Regions from separate parts of the Homo sapiens genome. Here region 2 is linked to region 1. A link is a loop called in an ENCODE intact Hi-C map of the cell type or tissue named here. Cell type or tissue: MCF 10A. All regions are shown on one strand. Links, peaks and the distances in the headings refer to the core of each region. The heading gives the core; the rest is flanking DNA. Region 1 overlaps EPB41L1 (erythrocyte membrane protein band 4.1 like 1). Region 2 overlaps SAMHD1 (SAM and HD domain containing deoxynucleoside triphosphate triphosphohydrolase 1).

Region 1 (5,372 bases), core at 227-5,226:
TAACATAACTGCCACCGTCAGAGGGGAAAGTCATTTCCATCACATGGAGTCTTTGAATGTTAGAGTCAAAAGTACTCTTACAATGTTATCCAGTCTCATTTCCATATTGTGTAAATGAGGAAACAGGTCTAGAGATGGACAGTGACTTGCCCAAGGTCACTGTTAGTAGAAGACAGAGTCAGGAAAAGAAAGCCTGATTTTTGAGGCCGGAGATCTTTGCTAACTTATTTCACAACCATGGAATATGGGTGCCAACTGTGACCTAATGGCAAATTGAAGGGATGCATTAAGTTCCACAGGCCACAGCCTGAAATCGAACCTTTCTACAAGGGCTTCTGGGAAGAAAGCATAGTAGTCATGGAGATACCACATGACCACGTTAGTGCCAGGCACCACAATGGCTTAAACAGCTTGAACACTGTGGTGTTCAATCTAAAAGAAACAAATACCAGGGCCCATTCTAATTCTAACAAAACCCATAGAAAGAGCAGAAAAGAACTCAATAGAATGCATCAAGGAAGGGAGAGAGGTAAAGATCTAAGCATCATCGTGCATCAAAGGCACCAGAGGCCAAGCGCGGTGGCTCACGCCTGTAATCCCAGCACTTTGGGAGGCTGAGGCTGGCAGATCATGAGGTCAAGAGATCAAGACCATCCTGGCCAACATGGTGAAACCCCATCCCTACTAAAAATACAAAAAATTAGCCAGACATGGTGGCATGCACCTGTAATCCCAGCTACTTGGGAGGCTGAGGCAGGAGAATTGCTTTAATCTGGGAGGCGGAGGTTGCAGTGAGCCGAGACTGTGCCACTGCACTCCAGCCTGGTGACAGAGCGAGACTCCGTCTAAAAAAAAGAAAGGCCAGGCGCGGTGGCTCACACCTGTAATCCCAGCACTTTGGGAGGCTGAGGCAGGAGAATTGCTTGGACCTGCGGGGCAGAGGTTGCGGTGAGCCGAGATCGCACCAATGCACTCTATCTAGCCTGGGCAACAAGAGCAAAACTCCATCTCAAAAAAAAAAAAAAAAAAAAAAAAAAGCACCAGATCGCAGCACTGTTAGGCCATCTCCCAACAGCCTCTACCTCCCCCAAGAGTTCTTCAAACAATGCCTGGGAGGGATGATGGACTTCTAGGGTGGTTAGAAAAGCAGGAAGGTCACTGGGTTTTTCATCTTGTGGCCACAGGATACTTCCCACAAAATTTTAATGCAAGTCGGCTATGTGACAGAAATACAGAGCTGCCCTGGTAAAGTTGGGGGTGTGGGCGGCCTTAATGCCCTGAGGTACCTCCCTCCTCACTGCCCCAACTAGAGCCCCTCGTGATACAGATATGGAAACTCAGACCTGGAGAAGCATCTTGCCCAAGGCCATACAGGGAGCAAGTGGAAAGGCAGGCCTTGAACTCAGTCTCTGACGCCAAGTTCTGTGAAGTGTGTCCTCTCCACCCTACCATGACCACCTCCACAGGGAGACATGCCCAGAACTTCTCCTGGCAGCAGGAGGGGGAAGGTTTATATGACCTTGGGCTCCTTTTCAGGTTATGACTTGGTGAGGAGTCTGTTAATCCCACCCCACAGGGAGGAGGAGTCTGTCAGATCCCATAAGATCTGAAACATTTTGAAGGCTCAAGAGAGCATCATAAACCCTCTGTCCCCACTGTGTTTTGAGAAAATCTCTCTGTCAGGGAATCAGAACCCATTAAAATAATCTTGTTCATGGGAAAGCGAGATAAAAGGAAGGGGGGAAGGTCTAGGTAAAGTCTGGGGTGGGTTTCTGAGCTTTTACTTCAGGTCATTAAGGCTTCAGGACCACAGCTCCTGAACCATCCCAAAGGGACGTGCTTTGAGAGCCTACGGAAGCTAGGTCCTTTTGCTCATTTCCTTGAGAAGCAGGTTCCTTCAGCTGCCTCCATTCCAGCTGTACTGACATCCGCCTGGCAATGATGGCCAAAGCCAGTCAATATGCCTCCTTCTGGAACATTCCTGCCCCAATTCTAACTAGCAACTAGGCTAGATAAGCAAGAGTGAGTGGCGCAGGTGCTGGCAGAGAATGAAAAGTAGACTCTGCAGGAAGAAAGGGGAAACGTATAGTGATTGTTAGTTGCTATGTGCCAGGCAATGCCAGCCCTTTGTCTGAGTTATTAAATTTAATCCAAATGGCAACTTGTGAAGCAGATATCGTTATCCTTATTTCAGAAGGCGAAACGGTATCCCAGAGGGGAGAGGCCATGCGCAAGATCACAGGCTGAGCAGCGGGGGACAAAGTAAAATGTAGGATCCTGAAGAGGAAAAGAAAACTGAACAAAAAAGAAAAAAACTTCCACGGTGCGAAGGCACGGGTAGAGCCACACACCTGGCCCGAGGGGTTGGCGTGAAAGTCGTTCTAACCCGAATCACAAGATGGGATAATCTTAGGGTAGCCCCAGGTAGCCGCAGCCCCGCAGCCATTCTTTCTGGAGCCAGGGGACCGTCGGTGCCTTGCTCAGAGCGCCCCCTGCCGTCAGGTAGGGGCACTGCAGCAAAGGAAGCTGGCAACAGGGGTGGGGAGAAACAGAGCCAGTTGGGCTCACAGCTGTCTGCACCCAAGGCACAGACAGGAAACTCTCCAGCCTGGCTGTTCTCCTGACTCCAGGCTGTTCAGGCCCCTCCTGGAGCTCTGGGTCACATTTTGGGGCCTGCCTTTTTTTTTTTTTTTTTTTTGAGACGGAGTTTTGCTCTGTCTTCCAGGCTGGAGTGCAGAGGCGTGATCTTGCCTCACTGACAGCCGCCTCCCGAGTTCAAGCGATTCTCCTGCCTCAGCCTCCCCAGTAGCTAGGATTACAGGCACGCGCCACCACGCCCAGCTTATTATTATTATTATTATTATTATTTGTATTTTTAGTAGAGACAGGGTTTCACCATTTTGGCCAGGCTGGTCTCGAACTCCTGACCTCAGGTGATCCACCCAACTCAGTCTCCCAAAGTGCTGGAATTACAGGCGTGAGCCACCATGCCCAGCCAGGCCTGCCCTTTATACGAGGAGGGGGTCCAGGGTAAGGGGCCCTCCAGAAACCATTTCCTGGGAGAAAGTGGGAAGAGAGTGAAGTGTTCTAGGGAAGGGGAGGTGTTCAAGTCTCCGAAGGGCTGGCCTGGAGGAGGATGCAGAGCGGTAGCGGGCACCAGCGGGCAGAATGAGACCTACAGGCTGCTAATTTGAAAAGGCAGATTTCAATTCAACACGAAAACTTCCCAATAGTTAATGGGCTGCCGCCAAGGACAGCAAAAGTGCCTGCTGTGGAAGAGCTGGATGGACATTTGCAGGAGAATGATGCGGGGGCGGGGTGCAGGTTGTGGGCTCTGCTCCCCAAATGGGCACCTGTCCTTGGTCACAGGAGCATCTCTGTGTCCAGGGCATCTCTCTAGCCCTGTCCTTGGTATGCTGTTGACTCTTGTCCGATTTCCCTCAAGAGAGTGTGCGGATAGTTTTGTTCTTTAGATTGAGGAAAAATTCATAGAGTAGAAGTATGACTTATGTTTTATCACTTATGTAGCTCATTTATGTCTTTCTTAAAGTTCCAGCACGTTTGCAGCAGCTAAAGAAGTTTTCTCTGAGAATGGAGAAAGGTACAGGCCCTCAGAGGAGAGCATACATCAACAGGGGAGCGGCAGATATTGGGGAAGAAAGTTCTGCCCAGATGATCGCTCAGTAGCTTCCAACCCTGATAGTCCATAAAATCCCATCAGAGGAGGGAGCACAGCCTCCTGCCTGGGCCTGGATTCTATGCCCAGCATCCATGAAGGGCCACAGGAAGTTCAAAGAGCCCTCCACTTGCTGCCGCCCTGGGCATAGAAGCAATGGCCTCCTCATTTCAAACACTTGCCTGACCAATCTCTCTACAACCCTAAGGATACTCCTTAGAGAAAGATGTCCACTTTTGCCTGCCTCCTTGATGGGCCCAAGCTCCAGGGGAGTTCAGAGAAGACGCAGGCCGGAGATGCCTGGAATGTCGTGCCCTAACTAACCACTGCTAGACCATTCAGGCTTCTGAACAGAGAAAAGACCTTAAGGCAGAAGGCATTTGGGTGCCATGACCCCTGACCCTAAGCATAGAAGTCAGAGCCTGCTTCTAGCATGACCCCTGACCCTAAGCATGGAAGTCAGAGCCTGCCTCTAGCATGACCCCTGACCCTAAGCATAGAAGTCAGGGCCTGCCTCTAGAGTCACCTGCCTCACCAGGACCTGAAAGAGGGAGATCATTCCTGCCTCTCCTTCGAGGCCAAAGGCAATGCAGGCTGTTCTGTCTTCCCAGAATGGTTGCAGTCCTGTCCCTCCTGAGAAACAATGGATGAGGGAGGGGCTGGCCCTTTATGGATCTCTGGGATGGGGACATTTCCTTATCACAGCATGGAGACAGCATGGGTTACCCATTGCTTCCAACTGCTTGGCAGAATCTGGTACATTCCCCTCACCCCAGAGAAAGGGTTTTCTTAAGACCACAGAGGGTGGTTCTGGGTGGGCAGGAGGAAGGGGCACAGGAAGGTGAAGACAGTAACCTCAGGAGATGCTGCGAGGCTTTTCTGAGTGAACACTTCCAAGCCTGCGGCTGCTCCAGGCTCAGGTACCAAGTCCCGCTGAGAGATGTCCTGGGTCCTCTGGGACTGCAGGGGAGGCCCAGAGCCAGAGGAAAGGGAAAGAGGGAGGAAGGGAAGGAGAGACAGAGACAGGAAGAGAGGGAAAGAGAAAAAGTAGGAGAGAGAGACACACACACAAAGTCCATAAATAGCCCAGCTTTTTAAGTCCCATATCTGTAGGATTTGTGGATTAGGTCAGGGAGTAGCCACTCTGTGGGGTGAGCTCGGGAGGGACTGCCCTTCTGAGCCACTTAAGGGAGGGAGGCCCACAGTCAGCCCCAGTGCCCTTCCCCCATGGCCTGCCCACTCTCATTCAGAGATGTTGGAGCCATATCATTTAGACTCTGGCTCCAGATGTCTCTGGCTTAGGCTATGGTTCAACCCTGCAGTTTGGATTACAGCCCCCTTTAAACACTGAAACTTGGGTTTGGCAAATGGGAACAGTTAGAGTTCCCTCTGTTTTCCCCTTGGCCCAGATGAGGCCCAACAATATACGAGGAGGCTGCTAGGAATTCTGGATGACACAGGCATCTTCAGGATGCCCCCCACAAAACTGATTTTGGGATCAGGGATTCTAGTCACCAACAGCAACAGCCCCATGACTGCCCAGCACCTTCCAGTTGAGAAAGTGCTTTTATATTAATTATTTCACTCTACTTTCCCAACTACCCTATGGAATGACCATTTTGGTCCTCCTGTAGGTGGACTAGGCAATGCGGCTCAAAAAGGGGAAGTTACCCAAGGAGCCAGTCAATCCTTGTCT
Region 2 (5,372 bases), core at 259-5,258, 720 kb before region 1:
GTGGGTATTTCCTAAAAACAACATTTTCTTATATAACCATAGTATAATTATCAAAATCAGTAAATTAATGTTGATGCAGTACTCTTATCTAATTCAGACTTTCAAATTTTACCAATTGTCCATATAGAAAAAGGGGAAAAAAACTTTTTTTCCCTGGTCCAGAATTACACATTGCATTTAGTTGCCATTTTTCTAGTTTCTTTTGATCTGGAGCAATTCTTCAGTCTTTATCGTTAGTGACTTTGTCATTTTTTTAAAGAGCAACTGAGCTATTTTGTGGAATGTTCCTCAATTTGAGTTTCAGTGTGATGTTTCCTCATGGATTCAAGCTATGCATTTTTGGTAGAATGCCACAAAAGTGATGTGTCCAGATCGGACGCAGTGGCTCACATCTGTAATCCCAGCACTTTGGGAGGCCAAGGTGGGTGGATTACCTGAGGTCAGAAGTTGGAGACCAGCCTGGCCAATATGGCGAAACCCTGTCTCTACTAAAAATATAAAAATTATCTGGGCATGGTGGTGGGCACCTGTAATCCCAGCTACTCGGGAGGCTGAGGCAGGAGAATCACCTGAACCTGGGAGGCGGAGGTTGCAGTGAGCCAAGATCACGCCATTTCACTCCAGCCTGGGCAACAAGAGGGAAAAAAAAAAAAAACAACCACAAAAAATTAGCTGGGTGTGGTGGCACGTGCCTACTTGGGAGGCTGAGGAAGGAGAATTGCTTGAGCCCGGGAGCCCAGGAGGTGACAGAGCTAGACTCTGTCTCCAAAAAAATCAGTGATGCATCCTTCATAGTGTATCATCTCAGGAGGCACATAAATCCTAGTTGAGCCAATACCAATGATATTAATTCTGCTTACTTGATTAAGGCATTGTCTGTCAAATCTCTCCATTATAAAGTTACTATTTTTCCTCTTTGTAATTACGTATATCTTGATTCAATTCGTTTTTTTTTTTTTTTTTTTTGAGACAGAGTCTCGCTGTGTCGCCCAGCCTGTAGTGCAGTGGCGTGATCTCGGCTCACTGCAACCTCCGCCTCCCGAGTTCAAGCGTTTCTCCTGCTTCAGCCTCCTGAGTAGCTGGGACTACAGGTGCATGCCACCACACCCAGCTAATTTTTATATTTTTAGTAGAGATGGGGTGTCACCATGTTGGCCAGTATGATCTTGATCTCCTGACCTCGTGATCTGCCTGCCTCCGCCTCCTAAAGTGCTGGGATTACAGGCGTGAGCTACTGTGCCCGGCCAATTTGTTTGTTGTTGTTGTTGTTTTTTGGAGACAAGGTCTTGCTCTGTTGCCCAGGCTGGAGTACAGGCATGAACATAGCTAACTGCAGCCTCAACCACCTGGGCTCAAGCAATCCTCCCACCTTGGTCTCCCAAGTAGCTGGGACCACAGGCGCATGTCACTATACCCAGCCAATCTTTTTATCTTTTTGTAGAGACAGGGTCTTGCTTTGTTGCCCAGGCTGCTCTCGAACTCCTGGGCTCAAGCAATCCTCCCACCTTTGCCTCTCAAAAAAATGCTAGGATTACAAATGTGAGCCACTGCACCCAGCCTGATTCTGTTTTTGTGGGTTTTTTTTTTTTTCTTTTGAAACAGAGTGTCACTTTGTTGCCCACCCAGGCTGGAGTGCAGGGCGATCTCGGCTCACTGCAACCTCCACCTCCTGGGTTCAAGTGATTGTCCTGCCTCAGTCCCCCAAGTAGCTGGGATTATAGGTGCACCCTACCATGCCTGGCTAATTTTTGTATTTTTTAGTAGACAGGAGGTTTTGCCATGTTGGCCAAACTTGTACTGTTGACCTCAAGTGATCCGCCCACCTCGGCCTCCCAAAACGCTGGGATTACAGGTGTGAGCCACCGCACCCAGGCCTGACAGCCCTGATTCTGTTTTTAAGAATAGTTTCTGGAGCAAGAATTGTTTCTGCGGGGGCGGGGAAAGAATAGTTATAGGGCAAGTTGCTTGTAATCCTGCCACTTTGGGAGGCTGAGACAGGAGGATTATTTGAGCCTAGGAGTTCAAGACCAACCTGGTCAACAAATCAAGACCCTGCCTCTACAAAAAAATCTAAAAATTAGCTGGGTAGGGTGGTGTGCACCTGTGGTTTCAGCTACTCGGGAGGCTGAAGTGGGAGGATCACTTGAGCCCAGGAGTTCAAGACTACAGTGACCCCATGATCACATCACTGGACTCTAGCCAGGGCAACAGAGCAATTCCCTGTCTCTTTTTTTAAAAAAATATAGTTATAGGATAATTCAGGTTTTGTTTTTCATCTTGAGTTAGTTTTTGGTAGGATCTAGGAAAGGGCAGATGTCTTCAGGAGTTCATTTGATCCTTTACATTGATTGTGAATGAGTGAGCAGAGAGAGATGAGCAAACAGGCCAATTGGAGATTTCAAGGGAGATCTTTGTTTTTACTGGCAAGTTTGCAGTTACCCCTTTTCACCACTAGATGGTAGTGCCTAACAGAGCTTATAACTGCACGTGTTCAAAGGCTGATGAAAAAATAAAATTCAATTTTATGATGATATTTATTAAAATGTAATTCTGTCTACATGATCTTATAATATTCATTTAGGAACTGTAAATGATTATATCATTAAATGCATTAAATATGTTTATGAAATAAGTTTTGTAAAAGGTTTGTAGACTACTAGTAAAATGAAAAATCTGACAGGTTTTTAAAAATGTTCCTAAGATTGTGGTTAGAAACTAGAGAATTAATATGCAATAGACCTTTATCTCAGAATTACTTGGAATTGAGGATAATTTTGTTAGTCAGGGCTCCCAATGGGCTAGAATCTTTAACACATCATATTGTGCTTACTTTTCCTAGCATGAACAAGGCTCAGTTATGATGTTTGAGCACCTTATTAATTCTAATGGAATTAAGCCTGTCATGGAACAATATGGTCTCATCCCTGAAGAAGATATTTGCTTTATAAAGGAACAAATTGTAGGACCACTTGAATCACCTGTCGAAGATTCATTGGTAAGTTTATGTACAGCTTAATTTTAACTGACTGGTGCTTTTCATCTAGCCTTTTCATGATTCCTTCTGAGTTATACATTTGGCTATTTTAGAGGCTAAATGATAAAATATGAGTTCTATGTTTCTACTGTTTAATGCAAAAAATAAAAGGCTTATATTTTTTTCTACCTCTCAACTGAATTAGTTAGAAGTTACTTCCCAAAAATATATATACAGAAATTCTTTTTAGAGACAGGGTCTTACTCTGTCACACAGGCTGGAGTGCAGTGGCACAATCTCAGCTCACTGCAACTTCCACCTCCCAGGCTCAAGCGATCCTCCTACCTCAGCCTCCTGAGTAGCTGGGACCACAAACGTGCACTACCATGCCCAGCTAATTTTTGTATTTTTTGTAGAGATGGGGTTTTGTCACGTTGCCCAGGTTAGTCTTGAAATCCTGAGCTCAAGTGATCTGCCCAGCTCTGCCTCTGAAAGTGCTGGGATTACAGGTGTGAGCCACTGTGCTTGGCATAAATTCTTTTCTTTTCTTTCTTTCTTTCTTTTTTTTTTTTTTTTTTTTTTTGAGATAGAGTCTTACTGTGTTGGCCAGGCTGGAGTACAGTGGCATGATCTCAGCGCAGTGCAACCTCTGTCTCCCAGGCTCAAGCAATTCTTCTGCTTCAGCCTCCTGAGTAGCTGGGATTACAGGTGTGTGCCACCACGCCCGGCAAATCTTTGTATTTTTAGTAGAGACGGGGTTTCACCATGTTGCCCAGGCTGGTCTCAAACTCCTGACCTCAGGTGATCCACCCGCCTCAGCCTCCCAAAGTGGTGGGATTACAAGCGTGAGCCGCCACCGCGCCCGGCCATAAATTCTTTTTTAGTGAATATATATGCAGTATTTTATTCATTAAAAAAAATTTTTTTTTTTGGAGATGTGGTCTCACTATGTTGCCTAAGCTGGTTTCGAACTCCTGGGCTCAAGTGATTCTCCCACTTTGGCCTCCCAAAATACTGGGATTGCAGGCGTGAGCCACCATACCTGGCCTGCAGTATTTTATATAGAAGCCTAAAGTAACTTTGTTTGGAATGTAAATGTGTATGTTTTATTTAACCATTAAAATGAACATATTTGGCCAGGCTCAGTGACTCATGCCTGTAATCCCAGCACTTTGGGAGGCCATGATGGGAGGATCACTTGAGCCCAGGAGTTTGAGATCAGCCTGGGTAATACTGAAACCCTGTCTCATGCCTGTAGTCTCAGATGCTTGGGAGGCTGAGGCAGGCTGCAGTGATCTGTGATTGTGCAACTGCACTCCAGCCTGGGCAACAGAGCTAGATCCTGTCTACAAATTTAAAAAAAAATCATATTTGAAATATTTATAGGAAGATCTACAAAAAAGTTGAACCAGTTCAATGGAAAATCTGTTTTGTTTCCTTTTTGATCTTTTGTATTTTTTTAATTAAAAATAAAGTTGGGAAATAATTTCCCCCTGAGATTTTTAGGGCTGTTTCCTCAAATATATACAAGTGTACTTACAGTATAAGATAAACAGATGAGTTTTGTAGCAAATATCCTATTTCCAAAAAAGTGGAGCTCAAAGAATACATTCAACAATGCATATTATTTAGACTAGGTATGTAGCTACTTTGAAAGATAGTACTGTTTTAATGCATGAATTCAAGCATTGTTAGTTTATTATTAGATTTTATATTATTTATTTATTTATTTTTGAGACGGTGTCTTGCTCTGTTGCCCAGGCTAGAGGGCAGTGGCACAACCTCAGGTCACTGCAACCTCCGCCTCCTGAGTTCAGGCGATTCTCCTGCCTCAGCCTCCTGAGTAGCTGGGAGTACAGGCACTTGCTACCATGCCCAACTAATTTTGTGTTTTTAGTAGAGACAGGGTTTCACCATCTTGGCCAAGCTGGTTTCAAACTCCAGACCTCGTGATCCGCCCTCCTCGGCCTCCCAAAGTGATGAGATTACAGGCGTGAGCCACCATGCCTGGCCTAGATTTTATATTTTTCAAAAACTTATAAACCAAGAAAACACAAAAGTTGTTGGTTTTGGGAAATGTAATAGAGTTCAGATCTTTTCAGTGGCACAAGAAAATGTGGTAACAATAGGGTATCATATACCTTAGCATTTCTTTTCCCTTTCTACTAGTTTTGAAATGAAGTGGAAGAAAGAAAGAATAGAACCTTCTAGTTTATCTCATATTCCCAGTCAGGTATCTGTTTATATTTTACAGATTAATAAAATTGCTTTGCTTTGTTTATAAATAGATTTGGTGCCTATCCTAAAACTTCCAGTGGGTTTTCTTGCCTTCCAGTGGCCATATAAAGGGCGTCCTGAAAACAAAAGCTTCCTTTATGAGATAGTATCTAATAAAAGA

The links. Peaks named below come from ENCODE experiments on the same cell type or tissue, not always from the same donor. Only the 100,000 strongest peaks of a DNase experiment are listed, where the experiment ranks them.
Region 2: it touches region 1 in a loop (11-fold over the local background); 4 of 110 quality-filtered maps call a loop at or near these places.

What each region holds. Positions count from the first base shown.
Region 1 is chr20:36,200,137-36,205,508 of GRCh38, reverse strand. All of the region lies in intron 14 of EPB41L1 (erythrocyte membrane protein band 4.1 like 1), which reads right to left. Among named protein-coding and RNA genes, the nearest start is that of AAR2, 34 kb to the left of the region's middle. In MCF 10A, for the core only: a CTCF peak has its summit at 2,489 (motif pointing left); a DNase peak (open chromatin) is centred at 2,488.
Region 2 is chr20:36,916,987-36,922,358 of GRCh38, reverse strand. It overlaps SAMHD1 (SAM and HD domain containing deoxynucleoside triphosphate triphosphohydrolase 1), which reads left to right. Exons shown (of 16, transcript NM_015474.4): 7 at 2,840-2,995; 8 at 5,310-5,372. Among named protein-coding and RNA genes, the nearest start is that of SAMHD1, 32 kb to the left of the region's middle. In MCF 10A, for the core only: a CTCF peak has its summit at 2,443 (motif pointing right); a DNase peak (open chromatin) is centred at 2,428.